Regions from separate parts of the Homo sapiens genome. Here region 1 is linked to region 2. Evidence: chromatin loops called from intact Hi-C (ENCODE). Cell type or tissue: breast epithelium. All regions are shown on one strand. Each heading gives the region's core, and the rest is flanking DNA. Links, peaks and the distances in the headings are about the cores only.

Region 1 (10,773 bases), core at 1,705-9,704, 200 kb after region 2:
ATGGTGTATATTAAAGTATTTAAGGGTGAAATATAATGTCTGGAGTTTGTTTTTAAATACAAAGAAAAAAACAAAAGATGAACCAAACATGCTAAGGTGTTAATGGTTAAATCTAGATGATGGCTGGATGGGATTCTTTTATACTATTCTCTCCACTTTTTTTTTTTTTTGGGGGGGACAGAGTTTCACTCTGTCACCCAGGCTGGAGTGCAGTGGTGCAATCTCAGCTCACTGCAACCTCCGCCTCCTGTGTTCAAGCGATTCTCCTGCCTCATGCTCCCGAGTAGCTGGGACTACAGGCGCCCGCCACCACGCCTGGCTAATTTTTGTATTTTTAGTAGAGACAGGGTTTCACCATGTTGGCCAGGCTGGTCTTGAACTCCTGACCTCAGGTGATCCACCCATCTCTGCCTCCCAAAGTGCTGGGATTACAGGTGTGAGTCACTGCACCCAGCCTATTCCCTCCACTTTCATGCACGTTGAACATTTTTTTATAATAAAGAGTTTAAAATATAGGCTCCTCTGGGTGCATTGCCTATGGGGTAGCCCGGCTGTGCAAGGAGTAGTAAATAAATAAATAAAATATGGACAATTTTATCACAAAAACTCACAGAGGAGAACCAAATACACACCTATGCACCTGTTTATGCACGTGTAAATTTACACATTGATTACTCGATTCTGTATTTTGGTCCTTAATCCTCCCAGGTGTCAGCTCTCAGGTATAGCAGGAAAGTGACAAGCAAGGGCAGTCAACAATGACTCCTGGAAGCTTAAACATTTTTTGTTAATATCTACTTATTTATCTATGTATGTATGTATTTTTTTTTTTTACCCTACTTGTCAGCTAATCCTACAAACTTTGACCAGGGGTTGCAGTTCCACCCTGAGCCCCCTCTGCCTGGCAAGAAATGGGAAGGGAGCTTCTCACAGAATCCCAGATCTCAGCAGCTGTTAGGGCTGTGGCTTCCTCCTGCACAGGCTGCATTGCTGCAGGAGCGGTTCAGGGGCCTGTGTGAAGGAAAGTAGGACACAGACCATATGCCACGGAGTCAGGACTCAGTAAAGTTCCTGTTATCACAGCTTTGGATTGCTCCTGCTGCCCTCACCCCTCACATTTCTACACTGTCCCATCAGTGTGCCGTTGTCATCCTGCCCTGACTTTTTCAGGACTTGAATACAGGAATAATCCTATGCCAGTCCCCTTGCTAAACACCAGGTACAGAGAAGGGCAGGATAAAGACTGTCCATCAGGGGCAATGGAGAGGCCTCCTGTTAGAAGAGTTAAAGCAGGGCCTGGCCCTGGCACCAACTTTCATCTCCCCATTCTAGGTTGGTCTGTGACCTTTAGGCTTATCCTGATCCTAGGAAGGATGAGCTTCTTTGCAGTTTTCTTATCTCCTCTTTCTGGCCGGTAACATAGGCTTTTTTTTTTTTTTTTTTTTTTTTAGAAAACGCCTTTTCCCCCCCTGCATTGAAATATGCCAGCTATTCTATTTTCCTTTATGTCCATGAGTAACAGGTAAGTTCCTGATGGACTGGGCCATGTCTTGGCCCTTTCTTGGTACTGACCACAGCACCCAGCCCTCCGGCATGGAAAGGAAGGCCTCACGCATAGAGGTAAAGAATGCTGTTGCTGAGAATCTAATGGAGTGATTGCCAATATGTCATAAGAAAAGACTGCTCTTTCATAAATGAAAAACCATTTTTAAAAATCCTAATTATACTTTATCTGTTTGGCTCAATATTTAATATCCTTACAGTATTTTAAATGGGCTGTCTAATTTTGCTCTTTTTCCTTCCTAATGATTTCTATCTTCGTCTCAATTGTAAGAAGTTAACAAGAACTACAAGTCTTGCCAATAGCATCCACACTTTCAGTTTTAAAATTTCTGCTCGTTTTTTGGTGAGCAATAAGGCTATTGACACCACAGAACAGACAGAGGGCTGACACTGCAGAAACTGAGCATAGTCCCACTGGTGTGCCGTCACGAGACAACTGAGAAGTTTTGCTTGTCCATGGGCACTCGAAAGTCCAAATTCAACCTGCAGAAGGTGATTGAAGAGGGGTAAAGTACAAAGTTTGAAAGTGTGGGTTGTTCATAAGCCAAATATATAGAAGTTGAAAATGTTGTCCAGCCCCACACAGAATGTAAGTACCTTGCAGGCAGGAACATTGTCCATTCTGTACATTGCTGTATCCCAGTGTCTAGAACAGGGGCTGGCTCACAGTAGATGCTCAATACTTACTGAAAGCATCAACTGCCTATGCTTTGGAGTTTTTGTAGACACTTGTCCCATTCTACCTTGTATTACCATTACTGTATTTTATTTCAAGACCAAAAGTTTCTGAAACCAGAAATAAGTCTTCCCTCCTATTACAAGTATCTCATTCATAACTAGGATTCAATAACTCTGTAGTAAATTATCTAATTTAGCCAATGATTAAATAATTTAGAAACAAAGTCCTAAATAGGTCATGAGGAAAGTGATGGCCCATGCGATAGAAATGGACAATTGCCGGAGCCCCTAGAAGGCCTAAAGTAACTGTGTGGCAGGCAAGTAAATTTCCTGCCCCAGAAATCTGGCAAAAGAATTCACTTGAGGATTTAAGTCTCAGAAATAAAGACCCAAGGTAGGAGGCAGAGAAGGGGAGGTCTTTTTCAGGGCCTATAGATTAAGGGTATTTAGATACCAGTTAAGAAAGGGACCAGATGCCAGCCAGGTTTGTGCTTCAGTTTAACCATGTTCCTTGCAAAACTTGCTTATGGGAAGATCAGAAGCTCTGACGATCATTACTGAAGAGGATTCAGAGAAATTATCGCCTACTCCCGGTTGAAGAGAGAACAAGTCGTGGTCTTTTTTTTGGTGTCAACCTCTATTGAAATGTGCTGTTGTCAAATCAAAAAGGGGACAGATTCGGAATTTTACAACTCTGATAAAAGTGAAATAAAAGGAAATCTGTATCATCTTAATCAAAGCATGTGCCACCTGAGTCGGCTCCCCGTCTCGTCCCTTGGCCTTGGTGACTCTCGTGTGCTGGAGGTTAAGGGTTTGTTAAAGAAGATGGGTTTTGATTAAGTGTCACATTTAGTGTGATGTGACATGCTCTTTATCATTGCAAGGGAAGATTGGGGGCCAAGGGGAGCTTTATAGCTAGTTCCCAATATAAATTAGGAGTCTTGGGGAATGGGTGCTTTGCAGTTGGCCTTGATCTTTCAAGGGCCCAATGAATGTGTGTATGTGAGAGTGTGCACGCATGTATGTGTGTGTGTGTTTGGAGAGATAGCAGAAAAGTCAGTTTCCAGGTTCCTGCGCTAATGGGCTGGTTACCCCCTCTTGGAGTTTGACTTGCAATTGTAACACAAGACTCCAGTTCTAAATTTGTCCACATTCTTGATGTACCAGGCAAAGGTCTTCGTACTTTTTACTCCTTTGGAATTTCAGTGTTGCCACTGCACAAATTTGAAGATAGAGAAGCAAGAGGAAGCATTCCGAGTGCTGAATGCCATTTCTAACCAGAGGCCATGGATGATGCCTACCCTGACTTTACCCAGAGAATGAAAACGTACAAATTCCCTTCAAATCTAAGGTGCACAGCACACCTGCAGACCCTGATTCTGGCTTAACTTGGAGCAGGGAGAGCACAGAGAAAGAGGTCACAGGAAACACCCAGAGTGAGCTGGAGTTCTCACGAGGAAGGGGAGGAGGGGATGAGGATTGAGGAATACATCCCAGAAGGACACTTCCACCCAATGGATTCCCCACCTCCAACTTAATCTTCTCCAAATATCACTCGCATGGAGTCTCTTCCCTGCTCGAAATCTTTCAATAGCCCTCCTCTTCCCTCCCATTGCCTACAAATGAAAATCCACACTCTCCATCCTGGTATTCGATGCCTACATCCTGAGCACCACCAAATGAATCTTCTGTTCACTGCCCACAGAGTGACTTACTTGTTCCTGTCTTCAAGCACCCACTCATGTTGCTCCCCTACCTGAAACGCCTTCCCCCTTTCCCTCTCCCATGGAAAGGCCACCCATCTTCCTTAAGATGGAGTCACAGCCCGCTGAGATCACTCCTTTTATTTATTCCAGAAATATGAATTGAGAGCCTACTAAGTGCCCAGAACTGCTCTGGGCACCTGGGATAGGACAGAGGACAAAACAGATAAAGCTGCCTGCCTTTGGGGAGCTTGCAGTATTGCAGAAGGAGGGACTCTGATACTAAATGCTAAACGCAGTACATCAGCAGGATGACTTAGTAGCTGAGGTTGCTATGGAAAAAAGAACAAAACAGAGGAGGGAAAGGGAGACCAGGAGCTTGGGCATTGGGGGCAGAGGCCGGTTGCAGTATTAATAAACATGGACGGGCCCATCTCACTGAGGTGGAAGACTCTAGGGAGGTGAGAAGCCAGCTGAGCAGATGCCTGGGGGAGGAGAGTTCTGGGCAGAGGGAACACCTAGAGTAAGGATGTCCTCTGTCCACACAGAGTTGCCCTGTCCTTAAGAGGGATGGAGCACCCCTCCTTCTCTCCCTCCTCCTCACTTTTCTGCAGGCAGCAGGTCTCTGCAAAAGATGCCTGTGGACAAAGAAGATATAAGAAGATCCATAAGGTTGACACTGAAGGGAAAGGCCTCCAATGTTTGTTGTGGCATTAAGGCAGAGAAATTAGAAGAGTAATGGAGAAGTGCTTAGGTTTTTATTGCTGTGTTCAAAGGTAAGTTTTTTAAACATCAAATTTATAATAGTATTACCTGGCTATTGCCTCTTGATGCGGGAAAAAATGCCAACTACACTTGGGAAATAGACAACACCCCTCTGCTCCTTGAAACAGCTCCTCCTGGCTCAGTTCCTCCCTCCTGCTGACTCACCCATTGCCGTGCGGCTTGTCTTCCGCCCTCATCACTGAGACTTCATCAAAGCTTTCTAATATCCATCTCCCTGGACAGGGTGATGGTCATTACGTGCAGGTCATCTTGCCTTAATGTGGAGTATGGAGCTGAGTCTCTGCTCTTTCACTTCCTCCCTGTGTGACCTTGGGTGAGTTACTCAGCCAGTTTGGGCCTTGATTCACCTATCCATAAAATGGGGTTTATCTTAACATCCTTCTGTGGCTCACTCCATGCAAAGCACTGGGCGTAGGGCCTGGCCCACCGTCAACCGCAAAGAGCGATTGGGTTGTCACTCTGACTCTGACTCCAGGGTTTCAGGCCTCCTGTTGCAGCCGTCTTCCTCTTTTTTTTTTTTTTTTGAGACAGAGTCTTGCTCTGTCACCCAGGCTGGAGTGCAGTGGCGCAATCTCGGCTCACTGCAACCTCCACCTCCCGGGTTCAAGCGATTCTCCTGCCTCACCCTCCTAAGTAGCTGGGACTACAAGCGCCTGCCACCACACCCGGGTAATTTTTTGTATTTTAGTAGAGACGGGGTTTCACCATGTTGGCCAGGCTGGTCTCGAACTCCTGACCTCGTGATCCGCCCGCTTCGGCCTCCCAAAGTGGCAGGATTACAGGCGTGAGCCACTGTGCCTTCTTCTCTTGCTGCTTGTGCTTGCAGTCCCTGCTCCCTCCCACGTTTCTGCCCATCCCATAAGCAGCAGCGAGGTTTCCCAGAACTCTGGCTTCTCTCCCTGCCCACACTTCCTACCTGGCCTCTTCACAGCCACAGCCAGGGCTTCAACCACCCCCATTTATACTAGTGGCCACCACCCCCATTTTCTCTATCCCAGCCCCTAGCCTAAGTTCCAGACTGGTGGATCCACTTCGTGCCGAGTAGCACTCAATCCAAGTCTGTCTAGGCTGATTTCATCTCTACCTCACCCTCGCCTCCTCTTCCTAATCCCTGTATATCATTACCCCCGCTCCCTCCCAGCCTGTCTTTCATTCTTTTAATCATCAACACTCTGGAATGTCTGTAAAGTTAAACAAAGATCCCTGGGATGTGGTCCCTACCCTCAGGGATCTCCCAGGGCAACAGACAGAGGCAGTAATTACAATTCAAAGAAGAAGGTGGCTTGACAAAAGGAAACATAGGCCTTAGGTGAGTGGTAGCAGAGGGGCCTACCTGGCCTAGGGGTTCAGGGGACTTCTCTAAGAGGGCTTGAGGAACCCAGGCAAGAAGTCAACAGGAATGGCCTTGAATACATTCTTATTTTGGAGGTTGCTTATTGCCTCAGGAAAGAAATAAGGACAGGTGGATTGCAGATCTCTCTGGGCCCCAGGCACTCTTACTTGTGGAGACCACGCCCCACCATAGAATAGGCATTAAATTGCATGCCTGTCCCACATCAAGCATAGTTATTCTGTATTGCTGTTTCTGAGAGATCTCTGATAACTTTGCTTTTTAAAGTTATCTGACTACAACGCCCCTAACCCCTGCTAATTTAATATATATTGGCTATGCCTTCTCTCAAGGCCATGAATAGTCAGAAACTCTTGTATAGGAGAAAAACCTAACCTACAAATTGCTGTCAAATGTACTGAAATTTCTATGAAATCAAAAGTTAACAAGGGAGCTGACATAATTTACATTTTGGAGCCATTGAAATATTTGTTAATTTTAATTTTGCACTTTTCTTCTTGTATTTTGGAGCTACCACACCCCCACACCACCCCTTGCTTCCGGGTTTCAAGTCTTTTAGTAGGACCTTGGCAAGTTTGTAGTCCTGGTGATGAGCTTAGGGAGGTTACTGGGTAACTGGGCCATCAGAACCAAGCCTGTGTCCACCAGGATGGAGAGGACAGGCAGGACAGTTGGTATTAAAGAGACATTTAGGAGAGAGACATTTAGGATAAGACTTAGTGAAAGATCAGAGTTGTGCAGAGAGGACTTCGAGTGACTCAGAGTCTGAGTGGCTGGTGGGCCCATTCCCCAAAGACACAATGAAGGAGAAACAAATGGAGGGAAGAGAAATGGTTAATTTGGGGTGGGGCACATTAACTCCAAGACAGGCAATCAGTTTGCCTGAAGGACCCCCAAATGGAGACATCCAGGGGACTTTAGATGGATGGGTCTGGGGATGAGCAGATGCTCTTGGCTTAGGAAGGGCCAGCCCCTGCACTTTGTCCTCTCAACATCCCTTTGGGGTAGGTGCTGCTACCATCTCCACATTATCTCCAGATGAGACTGAGCTGCAGGGAGGTGAAGGAACTCGCCCAAGGCTACACGCAGATGTAGGTGGGGGCACTCTGCCCATACTCTGAGCCACTCAATCTGGGAGATGGGAGGAAGTAGGAGGTGCCCGAAGTCTTGGGAATACAAGTAAAGGTTAAAGTGTACAGAGACAAGAGATGATTCTGAGGGAACACTCACTATTTTAAGAGAGTCTGTGGAGGAGCAGCAACTAGAGAAGGAAGGGGAGACCTGGACAGGGTTGGGTCCTGGATGCCTCTGGGATGCCGGAAGGAGGGTGGCAGAGCCATCATTGTGAGGGGCTGCCACAATGGCACTGGAGGTCCATTTGGCAAATTGAAGCTAAATTAGCAGGGCTCCAACTGAGGTTTGTGGGAGTATTCAAAGGCACCCAAGTAGAGCAGGGATGAGGATGAGAGCTGAAAACTCACCAGCATCCCTCTCCCCAAGCCGGGTACCACTCCCCACCAAGTCCCGTATGAGCCAGAACACAGCAATGGGGTGCAGGTTGGGGGGTAGGCAAACGATAGATGTAGAAGAAGTGTATCAAAGACTTGCCTTTCAAGTTCTTTGGCTGGAAGGAAAGGAGAGTGAAGGTGATGTCTAGAGAAGGAAGCAGAGTTGAACATTTCTCCCTGAACCGAAAGAACCAGCAGACAGGGGAGGATGAACGAATGAACTAGGCACTGCGGTTACCTAGTGACCCAGCAGAAGACTTTCCAACTGAGTCTTCCTTACAAACCACAGAATGTAGAGCTCCATCCTGAACTCCCTACACCTTGCTTCAGTAGGGCCTTCAGGGTTGACAGTTTTTAGTCAGCCCTGCAGAAAGGAGACAGATAATCAGTTTGCTCCTAAATATCACTGGCTCCATTCATCCTGGAATGGCGATATCAGGCACCAAAGCACAGACTGCTGGGACGTGGGGGACCTGGGAGAACCATAGGCAGCACCTTCTGAAACAGAAGAGTCACACACAAGGATGACTCTGAACATTCCCTCTTTCAACAAAGCAATACGGGCTCATTAAATAACATTTGGAAAACACAGGAAAGTTAATTAAAGAAAATATCCCACTCATAGTCCTGTTATCCAAACACTAGTATTACTCATTTTTTAAGATCTTCTGGGGATTTTCTCTGTGTAGGGTTTTTTTTTTTTTTTTAATCTTAGCTGTAGTCATGTCTACAATTTCATATCCTGCTTTTCCTACTTACTATATTGTGTTTTCTTCTGTCATTACTCACTTTAGTTTATTGTAATGAGTGCATAAAATATCATCATGTGAATTTGTCAAAGTTTATTTAACCATTGCCCTAGAGTTGGACATTTAGATTACTTTCAGTGTTTTGATGTTGTCAATTTTTGTTACTATAAATGATATTGCAATGCGTATGTGCACATAAACCATTTTTTGGCATTTAGGGTTATTTCTTTAAGACAGAGTCTCAGAAGTGAAGTTATCGAATTAACAAGTATGAACGCTTCTCAAGAGTTTTACATTCATACTGCCAAATTCCTCCCCAAAGGGCACTATATTAATGTATACTGTGATTAGCAATATGTAAAAATGTTAGCTTTGTGATGGCTTAAACCACACTGGCTAGTATTACTAAAAAAAAATTGTTTTTGCTAATTTAATAGGTAAAAAGTGAGCTTGATTTTTTAATGTAAACTTTGTAGTGAAGTTTATCATGCGTTCAGAAAAGTACACAAATCACGAGTGAATTTTTACAAAGTGAACACCCCTGAGTAATCAGCACCCAGATTAAGAAACAGAACCTTACCCCTAGAGGCCACTATTGTGGCCCCGTTCCCCCTCCTCCACTCCACCCAAGGGTCATCGTTGTTCTGACTTCTCCCACCAGGGGCTAGTTTTGGAAAGTGGCGTTGCTCTAATTTTCATTTCCTGGATTACTAGTGGATCTAACCGCTTGCCACATCTTAGTTGATGAGCTGTAGTTTCTCTTTTGTAAATTGTCTTTTTAAGTTCTTTGTCTCAGAAACTGTTGATTCTTAAGCTATTTCCCAATGTCGAGTTTGGCTAAAGGCGGAGTGTAGTCATCATGACATTGTTTGAAACTGGAGAAACATGTCGTATGTGTGTCTATGTGTGTACGTTTTTTGCTCTCATGATCTTATCCTGACAATGTAGTAGTCCCCCCATCCAAAGTTCCACTTTCCATAGTTTCAGTTACCCATGATCAGCCTTGGTCTGAAAATATTAAATGGAAACACCAGAAATAAACAATTCCTAAGTTTTCAGTTGTATACTGTTCTGGGTGGCATGATTAAATCCCATACTGCCCCACTCTGTCCTGCCAGGACGTGACTCACCCCTTTGTCCAGCATCTTGGTGCCATAGACGCTCCCTGCCCGTGGTTGCTCCGTAGCCCTCTTGGCAGTATCACTATGCCTGTGTTCCAGTAACTCTTACTTCACTTAATTGTTCTATCTTGTTATTAGTTATTGTTGCTAATCTCTTACTGTGTCTAATTTATTAATTAAGCTTTATCATAAGTATGTATATACAGGAAAAAACGTAGCCTATGTAGGGTTCAGTACTATCTGTAGTTTCAGACAAACACTGAGAGTCTTGGGGTGAATTCCCTCCATGAGGGGGGACAGGTGTACTCCTCTTATTTATGCTTCTCCATTGCAAAGCAAGATGGCATCTCTCTAGGCAACACCTGGAAGCCAGGGTAACTTTTTGGTGACAAAGCTGAGCCTAAATAGTCTCTGCTGTACTTCCAGTGTCTGTGAGAATTACAGAAATAGGTCACTGAACCTTTTTAAAAATAGAACTGACACATTTGGGGAAAGCATTTTTTCTGCTGAGATAGCACACAGTACAAGATGAAATGATCCCTAGAGGGTAGATGAATTTAGACATTTGGTATTAAAAATAAATAAATAGTCTTAATGACTCACAGGGAACATAGCACCTTTCATAAGAAAGGTCTCTAAACATTGTTACCTGAACAGACCACAATAAATTTCTAATATACAAGGTACAAGCCATTGCCAGCCCCTGCCCACCTACACCTGGCAACAGCTTTTGATGGGAAGAGAAGGGCCACATTGGCTGTGGGCAGTTCCCTCAGCAATGCCAGATGTCCTGTCTCCCTGGGTTTGCTTGATCCCCTCTTAATTTCCTACACAGCCCACCAGCTCACCCTTGGACAGGCATATGGCTGCATAAGAGGCAAGAAGGGGTAGGGTTACCACACTGCCTGCGAGCATCTCCACTCCAGCTCTTCCAAGGCCTTGACCGCTTTGTGTTAGGGCAGCCCCAGAATCCTTTACCCAACGCTCCCCATGAGCTGTCTGGGACCCCAGATCTGCCTGTGCGGGGCCCTTTTCCACTTCCTCCTGAGCCATCTTCAGAAAGCTCCCTCTGGCTATTGCCCAGCCCCTCTTCACACCCCCTGCTGCCTTCAGGAGCCTCATGAATCCACAGTGGACCTCAGGTCTTCTTAAGAGATTCCTAAGGAACTCCCTCCCCTTCCATGCTGGGCTCTGCTACTGAGAAGAGCAAGGTCTGCCGGCTGGAAGGCAGGACCTCGGGGTACTGCGGGGAAGATGCTTTGATTTAGTCCAAGAATGGCAGGAGAATACCAAGAGGGATTGGCTGTCCCAGAA
Region 2 (10,773 bases), core at 885-8,884:
GAAGGGGCCTGAGGAAACTTTCTAGGGTGATGGTAATATTCTATATCTTGATAGGAGTTCGGACTACATTTGCGAAAATGCAGCAAATATGTAGTTCAGACTTGTGTATTTCATAGATGTAAATGTTATATCCAATGGGGAAAAGTTATAAGCAAATATTGAACCCTCGCTGATAAGATGCACGTTGAAGTGTTTGCAGGGTTGTGTACAGAGGTCTGCAAGTTACTTTCAAATGCACCAAAAACAAAACAGGGTGGCTTGACAGAAGGAGGGATGGATAGACGGATAACGAGGTGACAACGTATAGTAAACTGTTAGCAGCAGAATCTAGGTGGTTGGGCATACAGCTTTCAACTTTGCTGTATCTTCAAATCTTTCTTAATAAAATGTTGGGGGAAAAGGATTCTTATCTTTTAGAGACACATATTGAAATACTTATGGATCAAATTACGCAGTATCTGGGATTTGCTTCAAAATAATGTGGGAGGAACAAGTGTGGGGGAGAATAGAGGAAATAAGATTGGCCAAGAATTTATAATTGAAAATGGTAATGGGGTACATGAGGACTCATTTTCCTCTCTCTACTTTCATGTATATGTTTGAAATTTCTGTAATAAAAAGTTTTTAGAAATGAAAAAATAACACTGTATTAGATATGACTTTTAAAGCTTCTTCCTAATTCTATTTTGCAAATATGAATACATAGTGTGTCAAAAAGTTTTTTAAAAAACAATAAACAGGCCAGATCCAACAGCTCACACCTAGAATGCCAGCATTTTGGGAGGTCGACGCAGGAGGATCACTTGAGCCCAGGAGTTTGAGGCTGCAGTGAGCTATGATCATGCTACTGCACTCTGCCTTGGGCAACAGAGTGAGACCCCATTCCTAAAAGAAAAGAAGCAATAAACAATACATTTTTGCCTATGATGACGGGCTCTCATTTAGAAGACCAATGTAGCAATTATGCTTTCATCAAATTTATTTGACTAAAACTATGTTTAAAATGGAGAAGGCCCAGTTTCTATTCTAAAAAGGTTTCTCACTATGAAGCATCAGTGAGGAAATTCAAGTTATTAAATTGTATCTGACTCTGGTTCCTGACATGGGCTCCCCATAATAAGAGAATAAGAAGCCTACAACTCTAGGTGTGGCTGCCCTACCCAGTTTACAGCGCACATCCTCCGCACCACCCACCTTCGTTAATGCAACCAAATGCCAAGGAGTTCAGGGCCAGTCCCTGCACAGGAGCCTAGGGTTTCTGTCTCTGGAGTCACTGCTCTTATTTGTTTCCATACTGCCTTTCTAGTAAAATGCTAGAACTCTCAAGCCAAAAAGAAAAAAAAAAAAAAACCACTTTTGAGATTCATGAAAATGGAATCTCTCCTATATGTTTCCTATGAAATAAAGCTTAATTCAAGGAAACACCCCCACATTCTGATGTTTAGCCAAACCACCTTGGGCTTTACAGTGGGGCCAGAAATATGACAAGATCTGGCAAGATCTTCTGTCCTTCCTGCTTGCCATCAAAAAGAAAAGCTCCCCCGCCCCAGCTCCTTCCTCTCTGTGCTCTCTCCCCACAACCCGGACTTTCTTATGGTGTTTCGAAACATGTCCTTAGGAACCTGGATAAAACCCAAACAATCAAGATTCTGGAAAACTGGAATGTTGTTTCTGAAAAATTTTAAACCTAGAAATAAATAAATCAGTGCCTATGTGTTTGGTTTGAGTTTTGGATGAAAGCCCAGAATGACTTTCCTTTGCACCTGAACTGGTTTGCCCATGCCTGTGCAAGAAAACCACCTGTCCCTCAGTGGAAATAGTCTTCGTTATTGTTCTGTGGGCTTTAAGCTTTTTGATATTTAATATTATTAAAGAGCACTCCTCTGAGGGCAAAAGATGTCCCTAGGCGACTTGACGGCTCAGTGGGCACTACGTGGGCATGCAGTGAGCTGGGTGTCTCTCCCTAAAGCCTCATCCTGGTAGGAGGGAGCCAGAGGGAAGCAAAAAAAGCCAGAGGGTTGTGAGAATCATCAGCATTACAAAATGGAGTCACTAATGTCCAATGCTGACAAAATGGAGCCAAGAGGCCATGAAGGAGCATCCCCATGCACATATGCCTATGACGGTAATGACACAAGGACTTCCTCTAAACCTCAATGTTCTAGGTAAGCCGCCTGCACAGCACACTTGCCTGCCACAGCTGTTGCCAATGCCTGCAGTAAGCCCCTGTAACCCATGGTTGTTGTTGCTGTTGTCTTTTCAAAACAGCTAATGTGGACTTCCCTTTGTCTTTAAGCTTCCCCTTGCCCCAACCCCTTTGGATGTGCCTATGGTTCACCATCGTGTATATCCCATATTGCAATCCCCTCCTGTTCCCAAATAGACTCTTGGCTTCAGAGAGTCCGTCTCTGTGTCACTCATTTTAGGTTGACAAGGCAGTGTGGCAGCTGTCAGTGACCATGGGGAGGTGATGAAGCTTGCAGCTGCTGGTACTGCAGATGGCTCAGGGAAAGGTTTCCAGAGCTAGGCTGCCTCGGGTTAGGAACTAAGCTTCTCCATGTTGCAGCTCAATGACCTTAAGTAAGTGACCTGGGCCTCAGTTTCTCCATTTCTAAAGTGAGGATAATCATAGCTCATATGGATCAAGCACCTTCCCCTAGCCCAGCCCTGTTCTGAGAGCCCTGTAATTCATCTTTATGACAACCATATAAGTAGATGTATGACTATCCCCACTTAAACGAGCTAAAGGAGTTCCTGAAAGTCACACAGCTGGTAAGTGTTGGAGCCAAGCAATCAGACTCCAGAGCCTGCTCGCTTAACCATCAGGCTCCCTCACCTGCCTTTCAAGACCACTGCATAATCATGATCATCCATAACACCCTCTGGGCCTAAAAAGGTATAAAGCAACCGTGGAAGGAGCAGGCCTTGTTCCCCTAAGATTGCAGCAAGGGTGAGCAACTTGCCCCTGACTAACTTAGACACTAACCAACTAAGAAAAGAGGACCAGGCACTGGAGTAGATGAAGGCATGGCCAGATCCAGGTAGGACGCCTGCAGGGAGCCCACACGAAGTGCTTTCCACAGGGAGCCCAGTGATTGTCCAGAAAAATGATGCAATCTGGGAAGACACAGTAACCAAAAAGTACTCAGAAGCTAAGAAACTTGGTTCAGTGCTGTGATATTGTGAAATACATATTTGGTCTTCATCTCCAGAGTGTCTTTTGTATGCCAACGAGACGACTGATGGGGACTGGCTGCCAGATAAACCAACAATGTGTTTAGAGAGTTGGAAATTTCAGTCCCACCCCCTAGCCCCAGCCCACCACCAGGGAGGGGAGTGGGCTGAAGGTTGAACTGATCACCAATGGTCAGTGATAATATCCACCCTGCCTGTGCAATGAAGCCTCCAAAAATCCTATTGGACTGGGTTCAGAGACCTTCCAGATAGTGGAACAAATGGAGGTTCCTGGAGGGTGGTGGGCCCTAGGAGGGCAGGGATGCTCTGCACCCCTTCTCCCATACCTCGCCCTATGCATCTCTTTATCTGGCTGTCCATCTGCATTCTTTGTAACATCCTTTATAATAAATGGGTAAATGGAAAGAAAAGTGTTTCCCTGAGTTCTGTGAGCCACTCTAGCAAATTAATTGAACCCAAGGAAGGGGTAGTGGGAGCTCCGATTTGTATAGGGGACACCTGGGGCTTTGCAATTGGTGCATCTGAAGACTGCACCCGTCTTGTGTGAACCTGTGAGATCTAACACTGCCTGCAGGTAGATAGTGTCGGAATTGAATTGAATTAGAGGACACGCAGCTGGTGTCTGCTGGAGAATTGCTGGGTGTAGGGGAAAGCCCACACATCTGTTGTCAGAAGTGTTGTATTGAATGACTGTGTAAGAGAGGAGAATAGGAAAAAAACACTTTGGTTTTTGGGGTTTTTTTTTTTCCTATATCCCTTAGAAGCATCCAACCCAGAGAAGGCTGGACAGAACAAACAACACAGGCAAAACCCAGAGGAACTGCTGCAATGCCACCTGGCTGAAAGGTTTAGAGAAAGGAGAATTAGAAGTCCAGGCCCATTTGCATCTCAGGCTAAAATTCAGGACAGTGCTCAACTGCTATTTCTTGAGTCTGTTCCTATCCAAATATTTGTAACTTGTGCAACAAGTTAACAAGTCCCTAGAGAGACTAACAGTAAAAAGCCCTTAAAAGTGAAAGATAGTGTGCATTTATTTTAGTGAAGGCAACAAAGTAGAGCCAATGGGAAAAGATGCAGCCGCTTTGAAGACAGCGCCGAGAGGGAGTATTTGGAAATCAGAGATACACAGGCCAACTCCCAAGGGCTTACAGAATGAAGGCAGAAATACATGGGAAGCCTATTGAGGCTGCTGAGAGGACCGAGGGGCATCTGGAGGGAGGGCAGTGTTCTCTGGCTCCATGTGACCCCTCAGTGACACCCACAGGCCTGGAAATGTCTGCAGAGGCCTCACATAGCAGAGCACTGTGAGCTGGCCATGTGCACACTGAGCAAGGGTCAGGGGTCGGGAGGGAGGTGGGAGGCTCTAAATAGTCTTTACTCTCCCCCCGTCCAGCATCTGTGAGTCAGCACAGTCAGCCTCTGATGAGTCTCTGTCCTTTCTCGGTCTCTGTTCCTCTGAGGGAGACATGAAGGAAAAGGGGAGGGTTTCTGTATCTCTTCAAGACTAAGAGGAGGTGGAAGTGGGGCCTGGTAGGAAGTGAGGGGAGGGGCCCAGGAGCTGGCTCTGGCAATGCTCCCTCAAAGGGCGATGAGGAAGAAATGGGAGCTGCAGGGGATGGGGTCCCCCCTGGCCACACTGCCAGGTGAGGTGAGACCCAAGACCCTCCCCCTCCAGCACCCAGAGCCTACTCCAGCAAATTCTCCTGTCAGCGCCTGGAGAGCTGGACTTGATGAGCACACACCCACCCCCCTCGGACCCTTCAACAGGAGGGACTTCAGAGACTGAGTCCTTGTTCAGGCCCATCCGCCTACTCCACATGGAAGCCAGGGTAACTAGACTGAGGAAAAGGTGGGGAGAGAAGGCGGCCCCACTGCAGCTAGTGGAACATAACGGTTGAAGACCTTTGAGGGGCTAGGTAGAGCCCCCTGGCTATGCCCGCAGCAGGCAGTAGGAGCCAGCCTCCGACTCTCATGACCTCCAGGGCACAGTGACAAGACAGGCTTGTCTTTGCTAATATTGATCACCTTGCAGGGCTGGGCTGCAGGACCAATTATTAAAAGATGCTGCTCCCACCAGATGAGGAAGATTCCAAACAAAAAGGAGGAGTGACATCAGAAAACTATCCTGCTGTACCTAAGCCACTGCTGGGGCTCAGAAAGCAATACATGGAGCACGGTGCTTTGAATACAGAGTACTCTGAACTAAAGAAGCAACCTTAGAACCAAGATCTTCCCAATCTTCTCTGGCCCTCATCTCCCGGCCCTCTGCCTCTCCCGAAGCACAGGGAGAACCTCTATCTGAGGTTCCCTTATCTGCGTAAGGGGTGCTCCTCCCAGATGAATGCAATTCCCTTAAGCCCTCTCCCTATGATCTCGTCACACAGGGAATATTAACTGTCAGGAAGATTAGAGTTGACAGCATGCCTGGAGTCCAGAAAAACTTTGTCCCAGGTTGCTATCTATTCTTTGGGCCCAGTCATCTCCCCTAAAAACCATTTGCTCTTCCTCTAAAAGTGCCCACAGCCCCCCTTTCCATCTGCCCTATGAAGAAGGGTATTTAAGCTTCTGAATCTCATGGGGCTCTTGGGTCCTCACTTTCCTGTGATGTCCCCGTGCATGTAATACATTTGTATACCTTTCCTCCTGTTGATCTGTGTGTTTTCAGTTTATTTCAGCAGACTCAATTATCAAACTTCCACAGGGAAAAGAGAAGGTTCTCTCACCCCTATACATGCATCAAAGTCAGCCTTTTGGCCTTCCCTTTATTTAGAAAAGGTCAAAAACAATGTTTTACAAAGAATAGTACTTATACCAAAGTTATATTCCAATATCTGGAACGAGGTATAAAGACAAGGACCAAATGAGATGAAATATAAAATATGTTGCGCATCTGAAGTGATTGTTTTTGTGTAATAAACACTAGTCATTTAAAATTGATTTGTAGATGATCATACGTGATTTCACATTCCCAAAACACCTATGATGCAAGAGAAACATTTTTAAAAAACCACACACATTGTCCATTTCTCTCTGTTACAAATGACTTGTTTGAGACCAATTTTCTTATAAACTATTGCTAGAATCAGAAGTAGAAATCTCAATGAGAGTTGGATAAGCCTTCCCAGAAACTGAGCAAAGATGGATCTATAAAAGCTAGTGTGCAAACACCGAGACTCATGCACAGGCAAAACAAAACAACCAATCAGCAAACACCAGGTGTTTACTCTGGACAAAGCAGAAAGCATCACCAGGGCAGCAATTGCCTTCTTGGGAAAAACAGTTCTGTCTTGACTCTATCCAGAAAACGTTCTTAATAATAAATACACATTTTCACATGTCTCCATATTAATAATGTGGTTCAAATAGATTAATATAAAAAATGCTACATGTTCAATAGAAATTTTTTTTCTAGAGACAGGGTCTTGCCATGTTGCCCCGGCTGGTCTCAAGGTCCTCAGCTGAAGCGACCCTCCCACCTGAGCCTCCCAAAGTGCTGGGATTACAGGTGTGAACCAGTGCACCCGGCCAGAAAGAATTTTTGAGGTTGACTGTATTTCTCCCACACCCATGAACAAAGCTCTGTGACCATTACTCTGCCTGAGAAAAGAAGCATATTATTTTCTGTATAAGAACATATGATCTTAGGCTAAGCTGAAAGCAAACTGAACTTTATCATAACAAAAGGCAACTGGCAATTTAGTGTAAAATTCAAGTACCTGAGTTTTGAAGTCAGAAAACCCTGCCTATGGACCCTCTTCTTCCTCCCTGGATGTGAGACGCTAGGCATATCTCTCTCCTTGCCTTAGCTGCCTCCCCTGTAAAGGGCTCTACCTCATAGAATTGCTATCAGAAATAAGGGAGATACTTGAAGCTAGCACTTAGAGATTCTCAGTGAGATACTCAGATTAAGCACAGGCACTTATCTCATTTCCCTTCTAAAAGAAATAAAACAGACATAAACTCAGGAGTTGTATGAGAGACAAGAAGATAATGGGCAAGAAGTATCAGCAAATTTTAGGGAGCTAGGAAGTGGATAGAGGAATAGTAACTGACTCATCAGAGTTTATTCAGAGAGATATGATAATGAGAAACAAGCTGAGTTGCTCCCTCAGAAGCCCAGAAAGACGTAGAGACTGAGGCTCCAGGGCCTAGGAGGACATGGAGCAGGAGCAGAATGAAAATGGGGGCTGAGTGAAAGGCTGAGGCAGGAGTGGACCTCAAGATTCCCTCCTGACCCCAAGCAGCCGCCAACTACCATTATCCCATCTCTTGAGATGATCAAAGCTAGAATCCCTAGAGACATTAACATAGAGAGGCATGAAGGAGGAGAGAGCCAGCTTTAGGGCCAACACGGGGCATCATGTGAACGGCTTCATGCTGAATGGCAGACCCAGGGCCATTCCCCGGCCCTGCCCTGAGAGGCTGACAGCCGGGCTATAGTGCTTCCTCCAAACCCAATCCCACCCCAACAAAAGACCAAAGACTCATTTTTAGAGAAACTGAACAACTTCAAAGAAACATCCCATATTTGGGTATCCCCCAACAAAAAAGCCAGCTAGCCATTCAATTGCTACAATAGGAGGGAAAAAGAACCAGCTGTCAAGCCTGTGCACTCACTCAGAGCCTCCGATCAGCTTTCTAGTGCCTCGCCTTTGACTATGAATGGAGAACCAAGGATCACCAGAAACCTTCAGGAATATGCGACCTGCAGCATAAACAACAGAGAACAAAACAAGGAAGTGGGAATAAAGGAATGAAAGGGCTAGAAACAAACCAGGGACCAAAAAAAAATTTAATCTTCAGGAATATAGAAGATAATGTAGCCATGAACCAAGAACAAGATACTATTTTTCTTTAAAGAAAAAACCAGCCAGGTGTGGTGGCTACACCTATAATCCCAGCACTTTGGGAGGCCAAGGCAGGTGGATCACAAGGTCAAGAGATCAAGGCCATCCTGGCAAACATGGTGAAACCCCATCTCTACTAAAAATACAAAAATTAGCTGGGCATGGTGGCACACGCCTGTAGTCCCAGATACTCAGGAGGCTGAGGCTAGAGAATCACTTGAAGCCAGGAAGCAGAGGTTGCAGTGAGCTGAGATCACACCACTGCACTCCAGCCTGGCAATAGAGTGAGACTCCGTCTCAAAAAAAAAAAAAAAAAAAAAAACCATTAGAGAATATAACACACGTTCTCTAGTTGGTATCAGCTACTGTTACTGTCATTTTTATTACCATGTGTTACCCCATATGGCTGCCCTACATAAAGACACCTTTTCTCAATTCTACTGCAGAAAGATTCATTCACTGTCTATCCTCCAACCCCTTGACCCCCTTGCTGTTTCTCAAGAAGCAAGCCAGCTTCCAGTCCTTTCCACTTGCTGTCCCTCTGCCTGGGCCACTGCATTATTGGATCTCCAGCAAGAGGTCTTCCTTGCCACTTAGTGACAGCAGGGCCTCCTACTCCCATCACTCTTCACTCCTTTCCCTCCTCTCCTCCACGGCACTATAGGAATTACAGGATTTCTTGATGGCCTTGTGTCACCTCCACCTCCCAGGAGAGCAGGCCCCAGCACTTAACATAAGGGCTCATATACAGTAGGCTGTCCGTAAATACTTGTTGAATGGAGAGACAGATAAATTTTAATTATGTCAGGGGGGAAAGGATGACTATAAATATTCAACAGAGCATATTAACCATTTTTTTCTCTCCTGGAGAGGTTAGAAGAGCCAGAGACAGTGAGGTTTCCACTGAAGTTGCTGCTTAAAATACAAATTATAGCTTGTCCTTCCATTAGTCTTCTGAGTTCTAGTGGAATAAAATATAAACACCAGCATCATTTACCATGAAGATAACTGGAAGTGCTGGGGACAAGTATATTTATAAAATGTGAAAATTGTTTTCTAAATTTAAAAAACTGACTTTAGGAAAGACATATATCCTGTATATGCAGGTCTTCCATTGGGCAGGAACTCAAATTCAGAATCTCCCAGTTTTTGAGTTTTTCCAAGGGGCAGGCTCATCAGGAAAGCCTTTATTTAGCAGCCTGGGAAAATATTCTTCTGTGCTTTTTCTTTTACAATAGCCACAGGCACAAACAAACAAAAAGCAACTCAATCCAAGGGTTTTTGAACAAACAGTTTCAAAAAAAAAGACAAAAACAAAATGAAAAAATAGTTTCAAATTCTTCAGACAAATCTTTTCATTCAAGCTGATGTTCACAATTACAGAATCTTCACACTTTGAAGTCCTCAAGTTCAAACTCATTTTACAGAGGAGAAATGTGAGGCCTAAGGAGGTCATTGTCCAAGTTTACAGAGACTGCCACGACCATCTGGGGTCTCCTGCCTCCCAGGCCTCCCACTCTTCCTGTTCTGTCCCTGGCTGGCAGGGGTTGGCTCTCCTCGGAGCTCCAGTCCCCCCTGGGTTGGGTGTTTAATAAGATCTGAAAGGAAGAGAACAGCACCCACCAGGGCCAAACGAGAAAGAGGGTCTGTCCTCAAGCAACTAACACTCCCAAGTGAGAGACAGACTGTGAGCTTGTACAGAAATAACATGATTTCCATTTCTGAGAAGCACTATGAAGAATAAAATAGGTTAATATTGCAAGAACAAGTGGAGTTGAAGGTGTGTGTAAAAAGCCTTCTCAGAGGAGGTGAGAATTGAGACCTGAGTGATGAGGAAGGGTCAGTTGTGGGAAGACTTAGAGGAAGAATGGTGAAGGCCTTGCAAGGAAACCAGCCAGGCTCATTCGGGGCCAGGAGAAAGCTGACGCCTAAGAGAGAAGATCTGAGATAAGATGGCGGCCCGGGCGGTGAATGGTTGAAGACGGCGAGAAGGATGTATCTTGGGAGTAGAACCAACAGGAATAACCAAAGGAGTAGATGTGGAGGTGAGAGAAAGAGAAGAATCAAATATAACCACTAGATTTGTGGATGGTGGTGCCACTCACCAAGATGGGCCATGCTTGGGGGAGAAAACCAACAGGTCCGTCTGGATGGGTTAAGTGTGTTTGTTAGCCATGGAGTAAGCCTCTGAGTTTACTTCCATGTTCTCGCTTTGTGCCCCTCTCCTTCCCTCCCTATGTTCAGCCATCTGGCCTTCTTTCAGTTCTTTAAACATGCAAAACTCATTCTTGCTTCTAAGCCCTCACACATGCCGTTCCCTGTACAAGAACACCTCACACCTTCATGACTTCTCCTTTTTATCCTTCAGGCCTCAGCTTAAATGTCCCTTCTTCAGAAAGGCCTTTTCAAGCTGTTTCAGAGTTAACTACGTTAAGTGGTAGGGCAGTAGATGAGTCTGTAGAGGCCGTTTGCCTACTTCACTAACAGAGACAGGGTGTGAGCATTGCTGTCCTAGGATTTGGTCCTCGTTGTATTGGGTGGTGATCACAGTGTTAGCACTGTAAACCAGGCTGCGTGTTTATTTATAATGAGGCACAATCTTTTCCAGTGATTGGAATACTGTCACCCATCCAGGTCTCCTCCTGCCTGAATTTGAAACAGCTGGGAAACCAAAGTAAAAATGAGAAGGTGGCTCAGTGGCCTAGGAGTTGTGGGCTCAGAAAGGGGGCAG

What was found. Hi-C counts contacts between places; a loop is a spot of excess contacts. Peaks named below come from ENCODE experiments on the same cell type or tissue, not always from the same donor. Only the 100,000 strongest peaks of a DNase experiment are listed, where the experiment ranks them.
Region 1: it touches region 2 in a loop (6-fold over the local background); 2 of 110 quality-filtered maps call a loop at or near these places.

Annotation. Positions count from the first base shown.
Region 1 is chr2:174,027,128-174,037,900 of GRCh38, forward strand. LINC01960 (long intergenic non-protein coding RNA 1960) reads left to right here. Exons shown (of 1, transcript NR_136175.1): 1 at 1-31. Among named protein-coding and RNA genes, the nearest start is that of LINC01960, 7.2 kb to the left of the region's middle. RefSeq lists enhancers at 10,037-10,537, 10,538-10,773. In breast epithelium, for the core only: no CTCF peak of the experiment used is centred there; no DNase peak of the experiment used is centred there; H3K4me3 peaks cover 582 bases; H3K27ac peaks cover 827 bases.
Region 2 is chr2:173,827,213-173,837,985 of GRCh38, forward strand. No RefSeq gene overlaps it. Among named protein-coding and RNA genes, the nearest start is that of SP3, 130 kb to the right of the region's middle. In breast epithelium, for the core only: no CTCF peak of the experiment used is centred there; a DNase peak (open chromatin) is centred at 4,409; H3K27ac peaks cover 3,767 bases.